Linked DNA regions of Mus musculus: region 1 is linked to region 2. A link is a loop called in an ENCODE intact Hi-C map of the cell type or tissue named here. Cell type or tissue: left cerebral cortex. All regions are shown on one strand. Links, peaks and the distances in the headings refer to the core of each region. The heading gives the core; the rest is flanking DNA. Region 1 has its middle 45 kb from the start of Gm5174. Region 2 holds the start of Gm40732 (a long non-coding RNA gene).

Region 1 (5,385 bases), core at 271-5,270, 870 kb before region 2:
GGCCAGGCATCCTGTCTGTACCTACAGCAGCTGCACAAAGTCACCTCCTTTGTGGGAACCAGAACTCACCATACAGGAGAGAGGAAGGCCAGTTTTATCCAATGGATCTGAAAAAACAGGTACAGGTTTTGTTTTCCCTGAGCGATAAGACCAATCCACAATTAATAAGGTCCCCAACAACAGTGATAAATCTTTTGTCAGCTGTGTGTCTGGGCAGGTATGAGTTGTCTCCCACAAGAAAGCTACTCTTCAAAACAGAAAAATTGGTCAGTATAGCTGGGTTATCCTAGCCCCCAGGTTCCTAACCGCTGGAACCATCAATGGGCCACCTGACTCCAAAACAAGCACAATCTAGTTCAGACAAGGGCTCATCCTGCCTGAGTCAGAAATCAGCCACTTTAAAGCATCTGTGAAAAATGGGTGTTTGGGTGCAGATTTGTGGTCTCAGCTTAATTCTGGGCTGTGTAGTGAGCATTCTCTATCCCTCACTTGTGTGAGTCCCTTCAAAACCTTTCTTGGGCATATGCAACACATAAATCTACCCACTGCAGATAGCAAAGTAGTATGGATACCACACAGTCCAGCTTGGTGATGCAATGAATTGTATTCCCTGTATAAACAGGAATGTGAGCCGGGAGTTGACTCACAGGAAAAGAAATGACTCACAGAGAGATGCATCATCCCAGCCCATCCCAGCATGGGTTACAAGCTCACTGAAGCAGGGAAGTTGGAGCACACTGCACAGCCTGACAGCAGCTCAACTGGTGGAAGAGTGTCTCTTTTAAGTCTCAGTTCATCTAAATTTCTTCCAGGAAGAATTACTGTTTCCTGCTCCAGACAGGGACCTAGCTGACCTGGTTTCCATTGTCTTTGTAGCTTGTCTTGTCTGAGATAGACACTGAGCAGATTGGCTTGATTACATTTTGGAAAAGAGAAACCTAGAGAATCTGGTCAGTTTCAGGGACTTCCTTGAGCTATTTGGCATCGTTTAGCTTCATTTTCAATTCCCTAGAGAATAGAAAGTTTCAATCAGGCAAAGGATACACAACACAGATACCGGACACCACTCAACTAACTCTGACAAGTTGTCTACTCTTTTTCAAGTCCCTCCTACCCTCCTCTTCTTCATTCTCTTCCTCTCTTTCCCCTTCCTGATTTGCTCCTCCTCCTCCCTCGACCACCCCTTATACCTTCCCTTCCCCCTGTTTTGACTGCCTCCTCCTCCTCCACGTCCTCCTCCTTCACATCCTCCTCGTCCTCCTAGTTGTCATCATCATCATCATCATCACCATCACGTTCCTTCGTATTTCTCCATCAGGTCAATTTTTCGTTACCCAACTGATCTGATTTGTGAAGTCAGCCTTGGGGGATCTTTGACTTCTCAGGGTTTGGCAGACTTTGCCTCTCCCAGCATCTGTCAAGTGCTACCATATCTCACCTTGTGGTTGGATTTTGGTCCATGTCTTACTTTCCTGTACATGAGATGCTTCCTGGTATGAGCTTGCTCAGCTCTCATGCATGCTGTAGCAATCATTGTGGGTTTCTATTTCCAACAACTCTGTTGTGTCCTTGATGATAACTACCACTTTGGCTTTTACAAGCTTTCTAACTTGCAACCTAATGATCCCTGCTCTTTTGATTTGGAGTTCTGCTGTTTGTTTTGCTTAACTTTATACTACTTAGAGGTGCGCGTGTGTGTGTGTGTGTGTGTGTGTGTGTGTGTGTGTGTGTGTGTGTGTGTGTGTGTGTACTGGCTGGTTTTTGTGTCAACTTGACACATGCTGGAGTTATCACAGAGAAAGGAGCTTCAATTGGGGAAGTGCCTCCATGAGATCCAGCTGTGGGGCATTTTCTCAATTAGTGATCAAGGAAGGAGGGCCCCTTGTGGGTGGTACCATCCCTGGGCTGGGAGTCTTAGGTTCTATAAGAGAGCAAGCTGAGCAATCCAGGGGAAGCAAAACAGTAAGTAACATCCCTCCATGGCCTCTGCATCAGCTCCTGCTTCCTGACCTGCTTGAGTTCCAGTCCTGATTTCCTTTGGTGATGAACAGCAGTGTGGAAAGTGTAAGCTGAATAAACCCTTTCCTTCCCAACTTGCTTCTTGGTCATGATGTTTTGTGCAGGAATAGAAACCCTGACTAGATCTGTGTGTGTCTGTGTGAATTTCACTTCACAACTCACAATCACACTAACTCACCCTACCTTACAGTCCATTATTCACACTTGTCACCTTTCCTCAATTATAGGGGTACAGTATTGTTGAAGCTGTAGTATGTCACCATGGGTTCCTCACTTTTTTCCTGCAATATTCATTATAATGGTTCTATCAACACCTGAATTTCAGTAGGACTCCTCTCAGATATCTTGTTGTCATGGAGATCATCTGTGTCTCAGAGGTCCTGGAGTTGTGGATATGTAGGACAGGCCCCTTCATGTACTCCAGAAGTTCACCAATGTGGTAGATATTGGTGTGGGATCATTCAAAGCCCTGATCCTTGCCTGAGAAGTATCTGAGCAGGTCAGCTGGCTGACTTTAGCTCACACCAAGAGAACTGGCTAAGCAGCATTCTCTCCAAACAGGGTCAGCTCTACCCTGTAGCCCTGGTAGGTGCAAGTCCCAGTCTCGAGTACTGCAGTCTGTGAGGATATGGCAACTTCTGTTACAAATGACCATAGAGCCAGCTCTCATGCCTGCCGTAAATATCGAGGCATGAATGAGGGGAGAGGGATCTCTCCCTCATCCTCATCACTGCCTAGCAGACAAGAGCAGGACCCTTGGGGCTTGCTCATACACAACCCATATATCCAGGGCTAACTCTACTGTGCTGCCCAGGCAACGTCCAGAGCCTGAACTCCCGAGTGCTGTAGCAAGTGAGTGGCAGGGGCAGCTCTCCTGCTCTAATCACACCAGAGTCAAATCTCATGCTTGATGTAGGTGGTGAGGTACAAAGGCAAAGCTTTTCTCTTTCTTGTCCACATCTCTGAATGGCCAACAGGTGGCAGTGCCAGCTCTCCCACACTTCTCTTACTGAAGGCAACACATACCCACCTCAGGCTGGGACTGTGATTTATGCATTGGGGCTCCTGCTATTTTTTGATGGCTAAAGAGAATACTATGTGGCAATGTTGGGAAGTGCCTGGCATTTCCCATGGCGAGTTTTACTGGAGACCATGCCTGTGATGTCTCCTTTTCGAATGAAAAACTCCGACCTTGTCTAAACTAGATTGTGCTTGTTATTTTTTTTTTAATATTTTTTATTAGGCATTTTCCTCATTTACATGTCCAATGCTATCCCAAAAGTCCCCCATACCCTCCCCCCCACTCCCACTTTTTGGCCCTGGTGTTCCCCTGTTTGCATGTAAAGTTTGCATGACCAATGGGCCTCTCTTTCCAGTGATGGCCGACTAGGCTATCTTTTGCTACATATGCACCTAGAGACAAGAGCTCCGGGGTACTGGTTAGTTCATATTGTTGTTCCACCTATAGGATTGCAGTTCCCTTTAGCTCCTTGGATACTTTCTCTAGCTCCTCCACTGGGGGCCTTGTGATCCATCCAATAGCTGACTGTGAGCATCCACTTCTGTGTTTGCTAGGCCCCAGCATAGTCTCACAAGAGACAGCTTTATCTGGGTCCTTTCAGCAAAATCTTGATAGTGTATGCAATGGTGTCAGCATTTGGAAGCTGATTATGGGATGGATCCCCGGATATGGTAGTCTCTAGATGGTCCATCCTTTCGTCACAGCTCCAAACTTTGTCTCTGTAACTCCTTGTATGGGGTGTTTTGTTCCCAATTCTAAGAAGGGGCAAAGTGTCCACACTTTGGTCTTCGTTCTTCTTTTTTTTTTTTTTTTTTTTTTTTTTTATTAGGTATTTAGCTCATTTACATTTCCAATGCTATACCAAAAGTCCCCCTTACCAACCCACCCCCACTCCCCTACCCACCCACTCCCCCCCTTTGGCCCTGGCGTTCCCCTGTACCGGGGCACACAAAGTCTGCGTGTCCAATGGGCCTCTCTTTCCAGTGATGGCCGACTAGGCCATCTTTTGATACATATGCAGCTAGAGTCAAGAGCTCAGGGGTACTGGTTAGTTCATAATGTTGTTCCACCTATAGGGTTGAAGATCCCTTTAGCTCCTTGGGTACTTTCTCTAGCTCCTCCATTGGGAGCCCTGTGATCCATCCATTAGCTGACTGTGAGCATCCACTTCTGTGTTTGCTAGGCCCCGGCATAGTCTCACAAGAGACAGCTACATCTGGGTCCTTTCGATAAAATCTTGCTAGTGTATGCAATGGTGTCAGCATTTGGAAGCTGATTATGGGGTGGATCCCTGGATATGGCAGTCTCTACATGGTCCATCCTTTCATCTCAGCTCCATACTTTGTTTCTGTAACTCCTTCCATGGGTGTTTTGTTCCCACTTCTAAGGAGGGGCATAGTGTCCACACTTCAGTCTTCATTTTTCTTGAGTTTCATGTGTTTAGGAAATTGTATCTTATATCGTGGGTATCCTAGGTTTTGGGCTAGTATCCACTTATCAGTGAGTACATATTGTGTGAGTTCCTTTGTGATTGTGTTACCTCACTCAGGATGATGCTCTCCAGGTCCATCCATTTGGCTAGGAATTTCATAAATTCATTCTTTTTTATAGCTGAGTAGTACTCCATTGTGTAAATGTACCACATTTTTTTTGTATCCATTCCTCTAATGAGGGGCCTCTGGGTTCTTTCCAGCTTCTGACTATTATAAATAAGGCTGCTATGAACATAGTGGAACATGTGTCCTTCTTACCAGTTGGGGCATCTTCTGGATATATGCCCAGGAGAGGTATTGCTGGATCCTCCAGTAGTACTATGTCCAATTTTCTGAGGAACCGCCAGACTGATTTCCAGAGTGGTTGTACAAGCCTGCAATCCCACCAACAATGGAGGAGTGTTCCTCTTTCTCCACATCCACGCCAGCATCTGCTGTCACCTGAATTTTTGATCTTAGCCATTCTGACTGGTGTGAGATGGAATCTCAGGGTTGTTTTGATTTGCATTTCTCTGATGATTAAGGATGTTGAACATTTTTTCAGTTGCTTCTCAGCCATTCAGTATTCCTCAGGTGAGAATTCTTTGTTTAGCTCTAAGCCCCATCTTTTAAGGGGGTTATTTGATTTTCTGGAGTCCACCCTCTTGAGTTCTTTATATATATTGGATATTAGTCCCCTATCTGATTTAAGATAGGTAAAGATCCTTTCCCAATCTGTTGGTGGCCTTTTGTCTTATTGACAGTGTCTTTTGCCTTGCAGAAGCTTTGCAGTTTCATGAGGTCTCATTTGTCAATCCTTGATCTTACAGCACAAGCCATTGCTGTTCTATTCAGGAATTTTTCCCCTGTGCC
Region 2 (5,385 bases), core at 83-5,082:
CACTAGAGCTCACCTGAGGGAAGCCATATGATGGCAAGGAGGCAGATATGTGGACTCTGGACATGTGACTCTATGTTATCACCATAAAAGAGACAGAAGAAAAAGATTGTCACAGGGACCTATGACATCCTAACTTACCTCTCTGGGCAACATGAAAACATAAATCACTAGATCCACACAGTATTCCAGACATGAGGTCTGCCACTGAGAGCATTAAGAGACATCCATGGGTCATGATATGTGAAGCATATACCCAAACTGTGACCTGGAAAAGAATAAATATGGCAAAATAATGGGGCCATATTAGATTATAAAAGGACAGATACACAATGCACTTGAGCATGGATCTATGATTTCAAATAAGCCGGTGGTTTCATTCCCTATGCCACCTCCATCACAACATATACCTTTAACTCTGCTCTTCCACCAAAGAGAAAGGTCACTGATCACATCTTTGGCTTCCTCCACATCTGGCTCTCAGGAGAGCATGGACTGTTGCTCTGATATTATAAGGACACAAGTGACAAGAAATGCTTCCTTTCCTGCCATTGGTTTACATTGTTCCAAGAAGGAGGGCCCAGGTAGTGCCTGAGCAGTCCATTCCAGAAATGTGTGTGCAGCAGCATATTGGAAGAGGAAATGTCTCTGCTACCTGAGCAAGACAAGGGCATGAAAACTTATCACATATTTGAAAAAAATGGCACACAAGGCACTTGAGCATGGATCTACAATTTCAAGAATTGCTTCCTTTCTTGCCATTTCTGTACATTTAAATTGCTTTACATTGTTCCAAGACGCTCAGTTGCAAGGTTCTGCAGGTGGCACTTAAGGGACATGGCCTGGGGAAGCACCTAGAATGTACCTTCCTCTCATGTTGGTTCATGGCCAGGCATCCTGTCTGCCTCCATGGCAGCTGCACAAAGTCACCTCCTTTGTGGGAACCAGAGCTCACCATACATGAGAGAGGAAGGTCAGTTTTATCCAATGGATCTGAAAAAACAGGTACAGGTTTTGTTTTCCCTGAGTGATAAGACCAATCCACAATTAATAAGGTCCCCAAGAAGACGGTTAAATCTTTTTTTAAATTTTTAAATTGATTTTTATTAGATATTTTCTTTATATACATATCAAATGCTATCCCAAAAGTTCCCTATTCCCTCCCTCTGACCTGTTCCCCTCCCCCTTTTCTATTTTTAATTGATTTTTTTATTAGATATTTTCTTTATATACATATCTAACACTATCCCGAAAGTTCCTTATTCCCTCCCTCTGACCTGTTCCCCTCCCCACCCACTCCTGCATCTTGGCCCTGGCATTCCCCTGTACTGGGGCATATAAAGTTTGCAAAACCAAGGGGCCTCTCTTCCCATTGATGGCCAACTAGGCCATCTTCTGCTACATATGCAGCTAGAGATACCAGCTCTGGGGGTACTCGTTAGTTCATATTGTTGTTCCACCTATAGGGTTGCAGACCCCTTCAGCTCTTTGGGTGCATTCTCTAGATTCTCCATTGGGGGCCCTGTGTTCCATCTTATAGATGACCGTGAGCATCCACTTCTGTATGTGCCAGGCACTGGCATAGCCTCATACGAGACAGCTAGAACAGGGTCCCTTCAGCAAAATCTTTCTGGCACATGCAATAGTTTCTGGGTTTGGTGGCTGATTATAGGATGGATCCCCAGGTGGGCTAGTCTCTGGAGAGTCCATCCTTTTGTCTTAGCTCCAAAATTTGTCTCTGTTACTCCTTTCATGGGTATTTTGTTCCCTATTCTAAGGAGGAATGAAGTATCCACCCATTGGTCTTCCCTCTTCTTGATTTTCTTGTGTTTTGCAAATTGAATCTTGGGTGTTCTATGTTTCTGAGCTAATATCCACTTATCAGTGAGTGCATATCTAATGACTTGTTTTGTGATTGGGCTACCTCACTAAGGATGATATCCTCCAGATACATCCATTTGTACAAGAATTTCATAAATCCATTGTTTTTAATAGCTGAGTAGTACTCCATTGTGTAAATGTACCACATTTTCTGTATCCAATCTTCTGTTAAGGGACACCTGGGTTCTTTCCAGTTTCTGGCTATTATAAATAAGGCTGATATCAACATAGTGGAGCATGTGTTCTTATTACCAGTTGGAACTTCTTCTGGGTGTATGACCAGGAGAGGTATTGCTGGGTCTTCCGGTAGTATTATGTCCAATTTTCTAAGGAACCTCCAGACAGACTTCCAGAGTGGTTGTACAAGCTTGCAATCCCACCAGCAGTGGAGGAGTGTTCAAGAGGGTTAAATATTTAGTCAGCTGTGTGTCTGGGCAGGTGTGAGTTGTCTCGCACAAGAAAGCTACTCTTCAAAACAGAAAAATTGGTCAGTATAGCTGGGTTATCCTAGCCCCCAGGTTCCTAACCGCTGGAACCATCAATGGGCCACCTGACTCCAAAACAAGCACAATCTAGTTTAGACAAGGTCGGAGTTTTCCATTCGAAAAGGAGACATCATAGGCATGGTCTCCAGTAAAATCCCCCATGGGAAATGTCAGGCACTGCCCAACATGGCCAAATAATATTATCTTTAGCCATCAAAAAATAGCAGGAGCCCCACTGCATAAATCACAGTCCCAGCCTGAGGTGGGTATGTGTTGTCCTCAATAAGAGAAAGTGTGGGAGAGCTGGCACTGCCACCTGTTGGCCATTCAGAGATGTGGACAAGAAAGAGAAAACCTCCTCTGCCTTTGTACCTCACCACCTACATCAAGCATGAGATTTGACTCTGGTGTGATTAGAGCAGGAGAGCTGCCCCTGCCACTCACTCGCTACAGCACTCGGGAGTTCAGGCCCTGGACGTTGCCTGGGCAGCACAGTAGAGTTAGCCCTGGATATATGGGTTGTGTATGAGCAAGCCCCAAGGGTCCTGCTCTTGTCTGCTAGGCAATGATGAGGATGAGGGAGAGATCCCTCTCCCCTCATTCATGCCTCGATATTTACGGCAGGCATGAGAGCTGGCTCTATGGTCATTTGTAACAGAAGTTGCCATGTCCTCACAGACTGCAGTACTCGAGACTGGGACTTGCACCTACCAGGGCTACAGGGTAGAGCTGACCCTGTTTGGAGAGAATGCTGCTTAGCCAGTTCTCTTGGTGTGAGCTAAAGTCAGCCAGCTGACCTGCTCAGATACTTCTCAGGCAAGGATCAGGGCTTTGAATGATCCCACACCAATATCTACCACATTGGTGAACTTCTGGAGTACATGAAGGGGCCTGTCCTACAAATCCACAACTCCAGGACCTCTGGGACACAGATGATCTCCATGACAACAAGATATCTGAGAGGAGTCCTATTGAAATTCAAGTGTTGATAGAGTAGCAGAGGCCTTATACCATACAAATCAGCCATTATAATGAACATTGCAGGCAAAAAGTGAGGAACCCATGGTGGTGAACTACAGCTTCAACAACATTGTCCCCCTATATTTGGGGAAAGGTGACAAGGGTGAAGAATGGATTGTAAGGTAGGGTGAGTTAGTGTGATTGTGAGTTGTGAAGTGAAATTCACACAAACACACACAGAAATGCGCGCGTGAGCACACACACACACACACACACACACACACACACACACACACCAGGGTTTCTATTCCTGCACAAACATCATGAACAAGAACCAAGTTGGGAAGGAAAGGGTTTATTCAGCTTACACTTTCCACACTGCTGCTCATCACCAAAGGAAGTCAGGACTGGAACTCAAGCAGGTCAGGAAGCAGGAGCTGATGCAGAGGCCATGGAGGGATGTTCTTTACTGTTTTGCTTCCCCTGGATTGCTCAGCTTGCTTTCTTATAGAACCTAAGACTCCCAGCCCAGGGATGGTACCACCCACAAGGGGCCCTCCTTCCTTGATCACTAATTGAGAAAATGCCCCACAGCTGGATCTCATGGAGGCATTTCCCCAACTGAAGCTCCTTTCTCTGTGATAACTCCAGCATGTGTCAAGTTGATACAAAAAACAGCCAGTGTACACACACACACACACACACACACACACACACACACGCACCTCTAAGTAGTATAAAGTTAAGCAAAACAAACAGCAGAACTCCAAATCAAAAGAGCAGGGATCATTAGGATGCAAGTTAGAAAGCTTGTAAAAGCCAAAGTGGTAGTTATCATCAAGGACACAACAGAGTTGTTGGAAATAGAAACCCACAATGATTGCTACAGCATGCATGAGAGCTGAGCAAGCTCATACCAGGAAGCATCTCATGTACAGGAAAGTGGGGACATGGACCAAAATCCAACCACAAGGTGAGATATGGTAGCACTTGACAGATGCTGGGAGAGGCAAAGTCTGCCAAACCCTGAGAAGTCAAAGATCCCCCAAGGCTGACTTCACAAATCAGATCAGTTGGGTAACGAAAAATTGACCTGATGGAGAAATACGAAGGAACGTGATGATGATGATGATGATGATGACGACTAGGAGGACGAGGAGGACGTGGAGGAGGAGGAAGAGGAGGCAGTCGAAACACGAGGAGAGGAAGGTATAAGGGGAGGGCGAGGAGGAGGAGCAAATCAGGAAGGGGAAAGAGAGGAAGAGAATGAAGAAGAGGAGGGTAGGAGGGACTTGAAAAGGAGTAGACAACTTGTCAGAGTTAGTTGAGTGGTGTCCGGTATCTGTGTTGTGTATCCTTTGCCTGATTGAAACTTTCTATTCTCTAGGGAATTGAAAATGAAGCTAAACGATGCCAAATAGCTCAAGGAAGTCCCGGAAACTGACCAGATTCTCTAGGTTTCTCTTTTCCAAAATGTAATCAAGCCAATCTGCTCAGTGTCTGTCTCAGACAAGACAAGCTACAAAGACAATGGAAACCAGGTCAGCTAGGTCCCTGTTTGGAGCAGGAAACATAATTCTTCCTGGAAGAAATTTAGATGAACTGAGACTTAAAAGAGACACTCTTCCACCAGTTGAGCTGCTGTCAGGCTGTGCAGTGTGCTCCAACTTCCCTGCTTCAGTGAGCTTGTAAGCCATGCTGGGATGGGCTGGGATGATGCATCTCTCTGTGAGTCATTTCTTTTCCTGTGAGTCAACTCCCAGCTCACATTCCTGTTTGTACAGGGAATACAATTCATTGCATCACCAAGCTGGACTGTGTGGTATCCATACTATTTTGCTATCTGTAGTGGGTAGATTTATGTGTTGCATATGCCCAGGAAAGGTTTTGAAGGGACTCACACAAGTGAGGGATAGAGAATGCTCACTACACAGCCCAGAATTAAGCTGAGACCACAAATCCAGACCCAAACACCCATTTTTTCACAGATGCTTTAAAGTGGCTGATTTCTGACTCAGGAACAGCAGCAAATGACCCAGTAGCTCTGATTTTCAACAGCAAC

The links. Peaks named below come from ENCODE experiments on the same cell type or tissue, not always from the same donor. Only the 100,000 strongest peaks of a DNase experiment are listed, where the experiment ranks them.
Region 1: a loop joins it to region 2, with 11 times the contacts of the local background. A loop is called at or near these places in 9 of 42 quality-filtered maps.

What each region holds. Positions count from the first base shown.
Region 1 is chr10:86,607,785-86,613,169 of GRCm38, reverse strand. No RefSeq gene overlaps it. Among named protein-coding and RNA genes, the nearest start is that of Gm5174, 45 kb to the left of the region's middle. In left cerebral cortex, for the core only: a CTCF peak has its summit at 2,986 (motif pointing right); a DNase peak (open chromatin) is centred at 656.
Region 2 is chr10:85,739,450-85,744,834 of GRCm38, reverse strand. It overlaps Gm40732 (a long non-coding RNA gene), which reads left to right and starts at 4,496. Exons shown (of 2, transcript XR_871921.2): 1 at 4,496-4,532; 2 at 4,711-5,132. In left cerebral cortex, for the core only: a CTCF peak has its summit at 2,692 (motif pointing left); a DNase peak (open chromatin) is centred at 5,064.